Regions from separate parts of the Homo sapiens genome. Here region 2 is linked to region 1. A link is an interaction called in ENCODE POLR2A ChIA-PET data of the cell type or tissue named here. Cell type or tissue: A673. All regions are shown on one strand. Each heading gives the region's core, and the rest is flanking DNA. Links, peaks and the distances in the headings are about the cores only.

Evidence for each region. Peaks named below come from ENCODE experiments on the same cell type or tissue, not always from the same donor. Only the 100,000 strongest peaks of a DNase experiment are listed, where the experiment ranks them.
Region 2: POLR2A ChIA-PET joins it to region 1 with 5 read pairs; 2 of 35 experiments call an interaction of 5 or more read pairs at or near these places.

Annotation. Positions count from the first base shown.
Region 1 is chr22:38,307,854-38,313,451 of GRCh38, forward strand. The region is part of intron 6 of TPTEP2-CSNK1E (TPTEP2-CSNK1E readthrough); the gene reads right to left. The region is part of intron 2 of CSNK1E (casein kinase 1 epsilon); the gene reads right to left. Among named protein-coding and RNA genes, the nearest start is that of CSNK1E, 6.8 kb to the right of the region's middle. RefSeq lists enhancers at 2,772-2,861, 2,829-3,608, 3,622-3,671. In A673, for the core only: no CTCF peak of the experiment used is centred there; a DNase peak (open chromatin) is centred at 3,558; H3K27ac peaks cover 3,503 bases.
Region 2 is chr22:36,658,407-36,662,406 of GRCh38, forward strand. The region is part of intron 1 of CACNG2 (calcium voltage-gated channel auxiliary subunit gamma 2); the gene reads right to left. Among named protein-coding and RNA genes, the nearest start is that of CACNG2, 43 kb to the right of the region's middle. In A673, for the core only: no CTCF peak of the experiment used is centred there; a DNase peak (open chromatin) is centred at 1,525; H3K27ac peaks cover 2,318 bases.

The DNA.
Region 1 (5,598 bases), core at 1,480-5,479:
CCTGGCTAATTTTTGTATTTTTTGTAGACAGGGTTTGCCATCTCTAGGCTGGTCTCCAACTCCTGGGCTCAAGTGATTCACCTGCCTCAGCCTCCCAATGTGCAGGAATTACAGGCATGAGCCACTGTGCCTGGCCCAGGAGGGCTGTATTTTCATCACCCTGAAAACACCTGTAGCCTTTAGTGGGGTAAGGTCCTATCTCCTCGCTCCATCCCCTGCCCCCCAACTAATCTACATTCTGTCTCTATGGATTTGTCTTTTCTGGACATTTCACAGAAATAGAATCAAACAGAATCATACAACGTGATTTTTTGTGACTGGCTTCTTTCACTTAACACATTTTTGTGTTTTGATTTTTGAGTATTTGGATTTTTAATAAAAGAAAAAGAAAAACAGAATGAATAACTCAATCTAGCCAGCAACAGGAATGAAAGTACTTTGCAAACTGTAAAGAGCTTTTGACACATCAATGCTCGTCACTGGGATGAGCCACACAGGTTTCCAGGGGACAGTGAGGATCCTTAGAGTCCCCTGGCCATGCTCCATTTCCCCATGAGCAGAGAGGCAGGAGAGTGCAGCGGTTGAAGTGTGAGTTTCAGAGCCAACCTACTAGAGCCCAAATCCTGACTCGGACATCCCCTGGCCAGGGGTCGTCGGACAAGGCACTTCACCCCTCTGAGCCCCAGGTACCTCATGTGTAAACCGATGACACTATCTGGCTCATTGGGATGTTCTGACAGACAAACATGCTTACAAGAGTGCCTGGCACACAGTCAATGCTCCATGATGTTCGGCTTGGTGGGAAGTGCAGCCCCTAGGCTAGAGATGAGCCGGTGTCCACCCAGTGGGAGGAGGGGAAGAGGGAATAAGCCATGCTATGAGGAAAGGAGAGCCTCCGGGAGGGCAGGCTGCAAGGGCTCCTGGCTCCCAAACAGGACTGTACTGGACAGACAAGAGAGGTCACGGCACAAGCAGAGGCCCAACAGCAGCAGGTGCAGCGGGAACCATGGGGTGGCAGAAAAAGACAGTGGAAGAGGTGGGCAGGGAAGAGATCTGAAGGGTCTTGAATGGCCGGCTAAGATCCTGGCCTTCAGCCTGAGGCACCAAGGGCCATGTTCAGGTGTGTGATCACAGGATCTCTCAACCGTGGCACTACTGACACTGGAGCTGGAGAATTCCTGGTTGTGGGGCTGCCCTGGGCACTGCACAGTCTAACAGCACCCATGACTTCTACCCACTAGATGCCAGGGCACCCCTTTCCCCCTGAATTGTAACAACCAAAAGGTCTCCAGATCTTGACATATGTCTCCTGGGGGACAAAAATCACCCTGTTGAGGCTACCTGGTGGATACGAAAGGGCTGGAGGAGGCTAGAGGGGTAGTGGAAGGCCTGGGAAGGCCACTACAGAGACCAGGCAAGAGCTGACGGTGGCCCTGCCTGGGCAGGGTGCAGAAACTGATTGACACTTTGGAGGCAGGGCCTGCAGCACTTGGTGATTCGGCAGATGTGTGCAGGGAGGAGAGGTGCTGGGGAGGTAGTGGTAGACAGGGCCCTCTTCCCCTCGAGCCCTTACTCCACTCTTCGAGTACTACTGTTTGTATTTCTTTTTTCTTTTTTTTTTGAGACAGCTTCACTTTGTCGCCTGGGCTGGAGTGCAGTGGCATGATCTCGGCTCACTGCAACTTCTGCCTCCCGGGTTCAAGCGATTCTCATGCCTCAGCCTCCCGAGTAACTGGGATTACAAGCAGACACCACCACGCCTGGCTAATTTTTGTATTATTAGTAGAGATGGGGTTTCACCATGTTGGCCGGGCTGGTCTCAAACTCCTGACCTCAAATGATCTGCCCGCCTTGGTCTCCCAAGTGCTGGGATTACAGGCGTGAGCCACTGTGCCTGGCCTACTGTTTGCATTTCTGTTTGACATGTGGAAAAACAGACACCAAAGGTCAAATGATCATATGCTACAAACTTCCCAGGGACAGGGACCCAAGCTGCTAGGCAAAGCCTCTGACCCCCGCAAGTGCTGGAAACCTGCCAGAGCTGCCTCCCCCTGCAGCAGGTCCTGCCACCAATGAGTTCCTTGGTGGCCTCTAAATTCTATCAGGAAGCCGCCAGGCTTTTCTCTGAGCTCCCTTAATTCTTACAACCGCTAAGCTGAGGTTCAGAAACGTTAGGTAACTGGCCTAAGGTCTGACAGAACTGGATGGGGCACAGCCAGAATTTGAAACTTAGTCCCCAAAGTCCCTGTGTTTTTTCTCCACTCAAACTCCAGGTGAGGCTTCCTGGCAGAGGCTGTGTCTGGGAGCCGGCTGAGCATAGATGCAGGGGTGCCCCACATGCGAAGGCCTAGAAGCTAGAACTGCCCGATTTCAGGAACAGAAGATGCCCCATGAGTCAGACACAGTGGAGGGAATGCCAGTTCCCAAAACAAACTTGGACACAGAAAAGGGCTTGGACTTGGCTGGCCCTAGAGGGGCTGGGAACTTGGCAAGTTCCAGGTGGCCACGGGCGTGGCCAGCCTCACACGGGGGCCTACTTGACACCTACACAGACACATGGACACAATCGGGGACATGGGTGGACTGGAGGACAGGGGATGAAGCCCACCGTCCCGGCAGCAGCAGCGGCGGCAACCTCAGTTCCCACCCATCAGAGGCCTGGAGTATTTCCCACACTAACTCTCACCCCTGGAACCACCTGTCAGCGAACAACACTGTTCGCCACCCCTTTCAGAGCTGAGGACCAGAGACTCTAAGAGGTCTAGAGAGTTCCCCAGGATGCAAGTCTAGCAAATGGGCCCAGATTTGGCCACCTCTGGACCCTGCATGGGCAACAGCAGTGCCTTAACAAAGCAGGCCCCACTCTCTTGGCTGACCCCTTATGATGCAGAGGGAGAAGGGGCAGAAGCCACATCCATAGTGTGCTGGCCCTCGGGTGATCCTGGAAAGCAGGGCTTGGAGGACGCATCCAGCCCCACCGGCAGAGGCCATCTGGAGTCAGGCCCTGGCAGAGCACTGGGGATAAGAATGTGGCCAGAGTGTTGAATAAATGGAGCCAGCAAGGCTGGCCGGGGACGCCCTACAATCACCACTGTCCCCAAACCAACAAGACAGGGGCCCAGGAGGGTGCTGGCAGGATGGTGAGTCAGGGCAGGGTCCCCTGAGGCCCTTGCACCAGTGAAGATGGGAGAGTCAGGAGTCTGACTCGCCTCCCCAGACTCAGACCCAGAGGACCCAGACCCTTCGAAATCAACTCCGAACTAGAAACTAAGACCAATGGTGGGGGCGCAGCGCACAGCACTACTGCTGGGCCCAGCACACGTGGGTATTTTACACGCCACGACCTCATTACTTTGCACGACCCCATTTTGCAGATGGGGAAGCCAAGGATGGACAAGGTCATCACCTGCTCAAGCGCATACAGCTCACAAAAGGAAGAACCAGCACCCAAACCTAGGTCGAATTTACTCTAGAGCCAGTACAAAGAGGAGTAAATCTGTACTTAGTTTTTAAAATGAATGAGATGACTATGCAGATAAACAGGAAGTCCTGTCCCCAGGGAGGTCCCACCACACAAGATTCTGGATTTTCTGAGTGATCTTGGGCTGTCCCCGCTCCAGCCATGGGCCTGTCTCCTGTCTGCAAAAAGAGCGACGGGACCTGGGATGGGCGCTGTCTAGGAACAAGTCTGTGCCAAGAGCTGTCTCCATGCCCTTTGACCTCCAGCCAGTGGCTCCAGACTTCAGTGCTCAGCCCAACAGCTTCAATAATACGAGGGTCCTTTACACCCACTCCAATTTCACAAACAGTAAGGAGCTGGGTACACTCATTTCAGATGAGAAGACTGAGGCTCAGAATGATATGGTGACTTACTCCAGGTCACACAGCAAATGAGGAACACGCTGGGGATCTGAACCTGGACTGGCCCCCACATCTCAGCCCTTTTCTTTCCTTCTTTTTTTTTTTTTTTTGATGGAGTCTTGCTTTGTCGCCCAGGCTGGAGTGCAATGACACGATCTCAGCTCACTGCAACCTCCACCTCCCAGATTCAAGCCATTCTTCCGCCTCAGCCTCCAGAGTACCTGGGATACAGGCATGTGCCACCACACCCAGCTAATTTTTGTATCTTTAGTAGAGACAGCGTTTCACCATGTTGGCCAGGCTGGTCTCGAACTCCTGACCTCAAGTGATCTGCCCGCCTCGGCCTCCCAAAGTGCTGGGATTACAGGTGTGAGCCATATCTCCTGGCCTCCTTTTTTTTGAGACATGGTCTCACTCTGACACCCACGCTGGAGTGTGATCTCAGCTCACTGTAGCCTCAACCTCCATGGCTCAGGTGATTCTCCCACCTCAGCCTCCTGAGTAGCTGAGATTACAGGCGCGTGCCGCCATGCCCAGCTACTTTTTATATTTTTCTTGTAGAGATGGGGTCTCACCATGTTGCCCAAGTTGGTTTCGAACTCCTGGACTCCAGCAATCTGTCTGTCTTGGCTTCCCAAAGTGCTGGCGTTACAGGTGTGAGCCACCGCACCTGGCCATCCCGGCATTTTTCTATTCTGCTGTGAGGCTACTGTGCATGTCTGTGCATGTCACAATCCCCATTTTCTCATTGGTTTGCTTGACTAGCCTTCAGTGAACACCCACTGCGCTGGGCACTAGCAGATATTACCAAATGCCTGCCTCCCCGGGAGTAGCTTGGGGTCGCAGAGAAAAACCTTTAAACCAGCTGCACCACACACTCTCCCTCCCTCTGAGCTCCAGGGTGTCCATAGGGGAGGCTCATCTACTAAGCACTCAGCAATGAACTGCACATCTGGCTGGCACTTTAGAGTTTACAAAATACTTTCCCATCTGTCATTTCATCTCTGCCTTGGAACAGTTCTTGGTCAGTCAGGCAGCATTATCACAAACTACAGATGGGGACACTGAGGCACAGAGGAGCTGCATGACCTTCCCACAGCCACACAAAGCCACGTCTAGAACGCAGAGCTAGACGTCTAACGTCTCCCTCGGCATGTTCTGTCTTCCACGCTCTCACTCATGTGGAGGGCTGTGGGCATACAGGCTGCTTCTGCCAGTTTTCTAGAGCGGTCTTGGGAGGCCAACTTGACCATCTGTGCCTCAGTTTCCTGATGTGCCAAACAAATAATCTGGTACTATCTCTAGGGGCTGCAGAAAGTACCCTGCAAGGAAGTGGTCAGGGAACTCCCAGTCTCCGTCCCCGTCTCCATTGAGGCTTCCTTAGCACATTTCATACTCCAAGGAACCCTAACCATGGGGTAACAGAAACCCCGAAGTTCTGAGCTGATGGACACGACACACAGACTTGGTGTTCTCTGCACTGGACAGAGCTGATTTTCATTTTCCAAGGAGGGTAACCAAGGCACAGAGGTGTGTCTAGCCTGCTTCTGAGGGTGCAGGGACAGGAATGAGGATAACTCGTAGAAGGGCTGGCCACCTCACTCCAGCAACTTCAAGCCTCCACCCGCTAATCCACAAGCACCAACACTAAATACCTTCCCTTTGGACCAATAAGCACAAAGGAAGGGCCAAGACTCATGACCGTGCCCCTCAGAAGTGGCACTGAAAGGCGCAAGC
Region 2 (4,000 bases), core at 1-4,000, 1.7 Mb before region 1:
AAGAGGAGCAGAGAGAAGCACGCACTGCATGCTGGGCTTTTCACACATGAGAAAGCCTTAAAAATAACCCTCCAGTGGTTATTACTTCTCCCATTTTCTAGATAAGGATAATACAGCTCAGAAGCTAGATAATTTACTATCTCAGGGCTTCTAAGTGTTGGGGTGGGATTTAAGCCTGTCTTCCTCATCCATCTCTTTTTAAATTCCTTCCGTCCTTTATTCAACACATCTGTATCCAGCCCTTGCCCAGGTGCTGGGTACACTGCAGGGACCAAAGCAGGAATGTTCCTGCCCTCAGGGAGCTTTCAATCTGTGGGCATGATGACAGTGAACAAAGTAACAAACCATAATGTAATCACAGAGGGCAATAGTGCTCCAGGGGGAATAGGCGGGGTGTGGGGACAGGGCAAGAGTGTGCGGGGAAGGGACTCCTTAGGTTGGGTGGTCAGGACTGGCTCCCTGCAGAGACTGAAGATAAGATGGAGCCTGGTATTGGGGTGGGGACAGCAATGACGCTGGGAGGGAAGGAAGGGGTGTGCAGGTTATAGGAGCCGAGGGAGCGCCAGACGGTGGCTCTCCGAAGTGTATGTATGCCCTTTCACTCCAGCATGTGGCTTGGCAAGAGAAGCATTGGAGTCAGAGGAGGAAATACCACATTACACAGTGGGTAGGAAACTGACTGCCCTTAGAAGTCTAAGACGGTGTGGGCTGAAAATACCAACTGCTTCCCGCTAGGTGTAGGCACAGGCCTGCTGAGAGATTTCTATGGCATTATTAAGGGAAAGCGGGAGGGTGGGGGCTCTGTCCTCTTGTGGGTGAGGGCCTGGGCAGCAACTTGTCTTCCCACAGCACAAGCTCCGACCCTACCAAGTCAGAAAAGAGGCTGGGACAGGGCCACGTGGAGTCAGGGAGTGGGGAGAGGGCTGTCCCCCATGGCGACCCTGATGCTACTTCTCAGGGACGGGAAAGGAGAGGAAGGAGTGTGTTAACCAGGTCAAAGGCTGCTCCACAGTGAACACTGTGCTGTTTCACGTTACTTATTTCATGTGAGGAAACTGAGGCTCAGAGAGGCAAATTACCTTGCCCAAGTTCATGAATCCAGGAAGGGTATGCCGTGGAGTCTTCCTGGCTTCAAAACCCAGGTTCTCTCCTGTGACCCGGGCTGAGGGGCAGCAGATTACCTGGCCCCAGGAAGGAGTGGGGCCAAAGAAGCAGGACCTGGGGTGATTCTGGGGCCGGGGGAGGGAGGGAATGGCAGGGGTGGGATGGTGCGGGGACACAGGCACACAGGTGAAATGCTGATGTACTGAGATAGGCTTTGCTTGGGAGATCAGAAAGACCTGTGTTCAAATGCCAGCCTGTGCCAACTGCTGGAATTTAGCAGCCAGATGGAACACCTTGAATATCTGCGCGGCCCCTCCCCCAGCCTGCCACCCCCGAGAGGAGGCCCTCACAGCTCCTCTTGCCTCTGGCTGCCTGAGTAAGCAGTCCCCTAGAAGAGCCTGACTCATTCGCCTTGGCTCCCTGCCACCAGAGCTGCAGGGAGGACAGTAGCCCAGTGGCTGGTGGCTTCCAGCTTGCACTGACTGCCCAGCCTCCTCTGGGGAGCAGATGGGGACAATCCCCCCACGACTCTGCTCCTGGTACCCGCACAAGCCGGGGCCTCCCAGGTCAGCTCTCATTCCCTGGCACAGACCTGTCCCACCTTCTTGTATGTGGTTCTGTGTTTATGTGTCATTGTCCCTCACTAGGCCGTGAGCTCTTGCAGGGCAGGGATGCCTGAGTCATCTCCCGTCCCCAGTGCTCATGACAGGACTTGGCACCATGTAGGGGCTGCTCAGCAAATATTTGCCAAATTCCCTTCCAAATCAAACAGGAAATCCCCCTACCCTTGCCGGGGGGCAGTTGCTGGTGGAGCCGGGCCCGTGACCATGGCTTCTGCGGGCTGCTCACCCGGCTTCAGCCCTCCAGTGCCAGGCGCGCACAGGCATATGTCACATTTCAGCATTGTTTTCCTTCCGATGCTGCTTTCGATTGCTGGTTTTATTCCAGCCCATTCTCACTCTCTGTCTTGGAAAATCACAAGGCAACTCCACGCTGCTCCTGGAATTCTTGCCAATGTGATTCAAGAGGAATTGAGCACACTGCGCTGAGCTCCCCTCAACACAAAGACGCTGCTACTTTCAGTGTGGTGGCCTTCCTTCCACCAGCCTGGCCCCCCACCTTGCCCAGGTGAGGCGGGCGGGGCGGGGCAGCGTGTGCGCTTGGCTGTTTCACCCAGTTGTCACCCACAAAGTGCCCCAGTTGAAAGCACCCAGGGCTGGGAGGTGTGGGTTGTTAGATAAACGTGGAAGCAAGGTTGCCCCATAACAGCCCAGAGCCTTCCCTCATCCCAGTCCTCACTCACAACCTACTCTGCTAAAGTTTTTTAAATCATGGCTTCTTTACTAGCTATGTGACTTGGGATAAATGACTTACTCTCCTCTGTGCCTCAGTTTCCTCATGTGAAAAATGGAGACGATTGTTACAGGATTAAATGAGATACAGTGGCAGTACCCAGCACAGGGCTTGGTGTACTGTGGGCATTCAGTGACTTCTGGCTGTGATGCCAATGACCTGTGTCAGTGCCGGCACATGCTTTCTGAGTGCAGGCAGGTTCCTTGGTGCTAAGCCCTATTACCGTGAAATCAATCAACTCCGTGCTCGGACCCTCCCAGGCACACCGTTTGAGAGCAGGCTTGGATTCAGTCTCCTATCAGTCTCTAGAGGAGTCCGGAAGTGGAATGGGGAGCTGAGGCTGCCATGTACGTCGGAGGCAGTACCCGATGGGGTGTGACTCTCTGTAGCTCCTCCAAGCACCTGGGGAGCAACATTTACATGCAGCCTCCTGAGATCGCATGTTAGATGGAATCATATTTATTTCTTCCTTAGTCGGAGATTACACGGTGAAGTGGGAGAAGTGTGGACTTGCCCTCCCATCATGGCCATTTCTGGGCTGAGTGACATGGGACAAATCATCCAACTTCTCTCATGCTTATGGGAATGGGATGTCAGGAGGTTCAGTGTGGACTTGAACCGTGTGGGGCCTAGGGTGTGCCATTGAAAACAGAACCCTGCTCTGTTCCTAAGAGCATCGAGCATATTAAGCGATCCTGTCATCCCAAATCTGTTTTGTCGGAGGCCTCCTTGGTGAAGGGCCACAGCATCTGAGGTGGAAGGCAGAGTAGTTTTTGTAATTGGCTCCATTGCATGTCAACAAATGAAAGGGTAACCGAGACTGACAGTCCCCTAGCTGTGGGGGGACCTTGTCCAGAACCTGTCACAGGACGAAAGCTCTAGGATTGGAGGCAAGGTGGCCTCATGGGCCTGGGAAGCAGGCTGCCTGGATTTGAACAATGTCTCCATCCTCACTCCCATGGAACCTTGGCCAAGCCTCTTAACACTTTTCTGAGCCTCAGTTTCTTCACCTGGAAAATGGGGCTAGCAATATTCTCTTGAAGGCAGCTTTGTGGCTGGTGTGTTGATAACAGGTTCTGCTTCCTATGGACTCATTGCTATTCTTTTTTTTTTTTTTTTTTTTTTTTTTTTTTTCAGACGGAGTCTCCCTCTGTCACCCGGGCTGGAGTGCAGTGGCATGATCTCAGCTCACTGCAAGCTCCACCTCCCAGGTCAAGCAATTCTCCTGCCTCAGCCTCCCTAGTAGCTGGGATTATAGGCACACACCACCAAACCTGGCCAATTTTTTTTGTATTTTTAGTAGAGATGGGGTTTTGCCATGTTGGCCAGGCTGGTCTCGAACTCCTGACCTCAGATGATCCTCCTGCCTCGTCCTCCCAAAGTGCTGGGATTACAGGTGTGAGCCACTGTACCTGGCTGACTCATTGCTATTCTAAGCCATCTTGTGAAGCGGTTACAGCGATCACATCCTCACTTGACAGATGGGAAAACTGAGGTGCAGAGCGATCAGTGATCTGCCAGTTCATTCACTCCTTCATCCCAT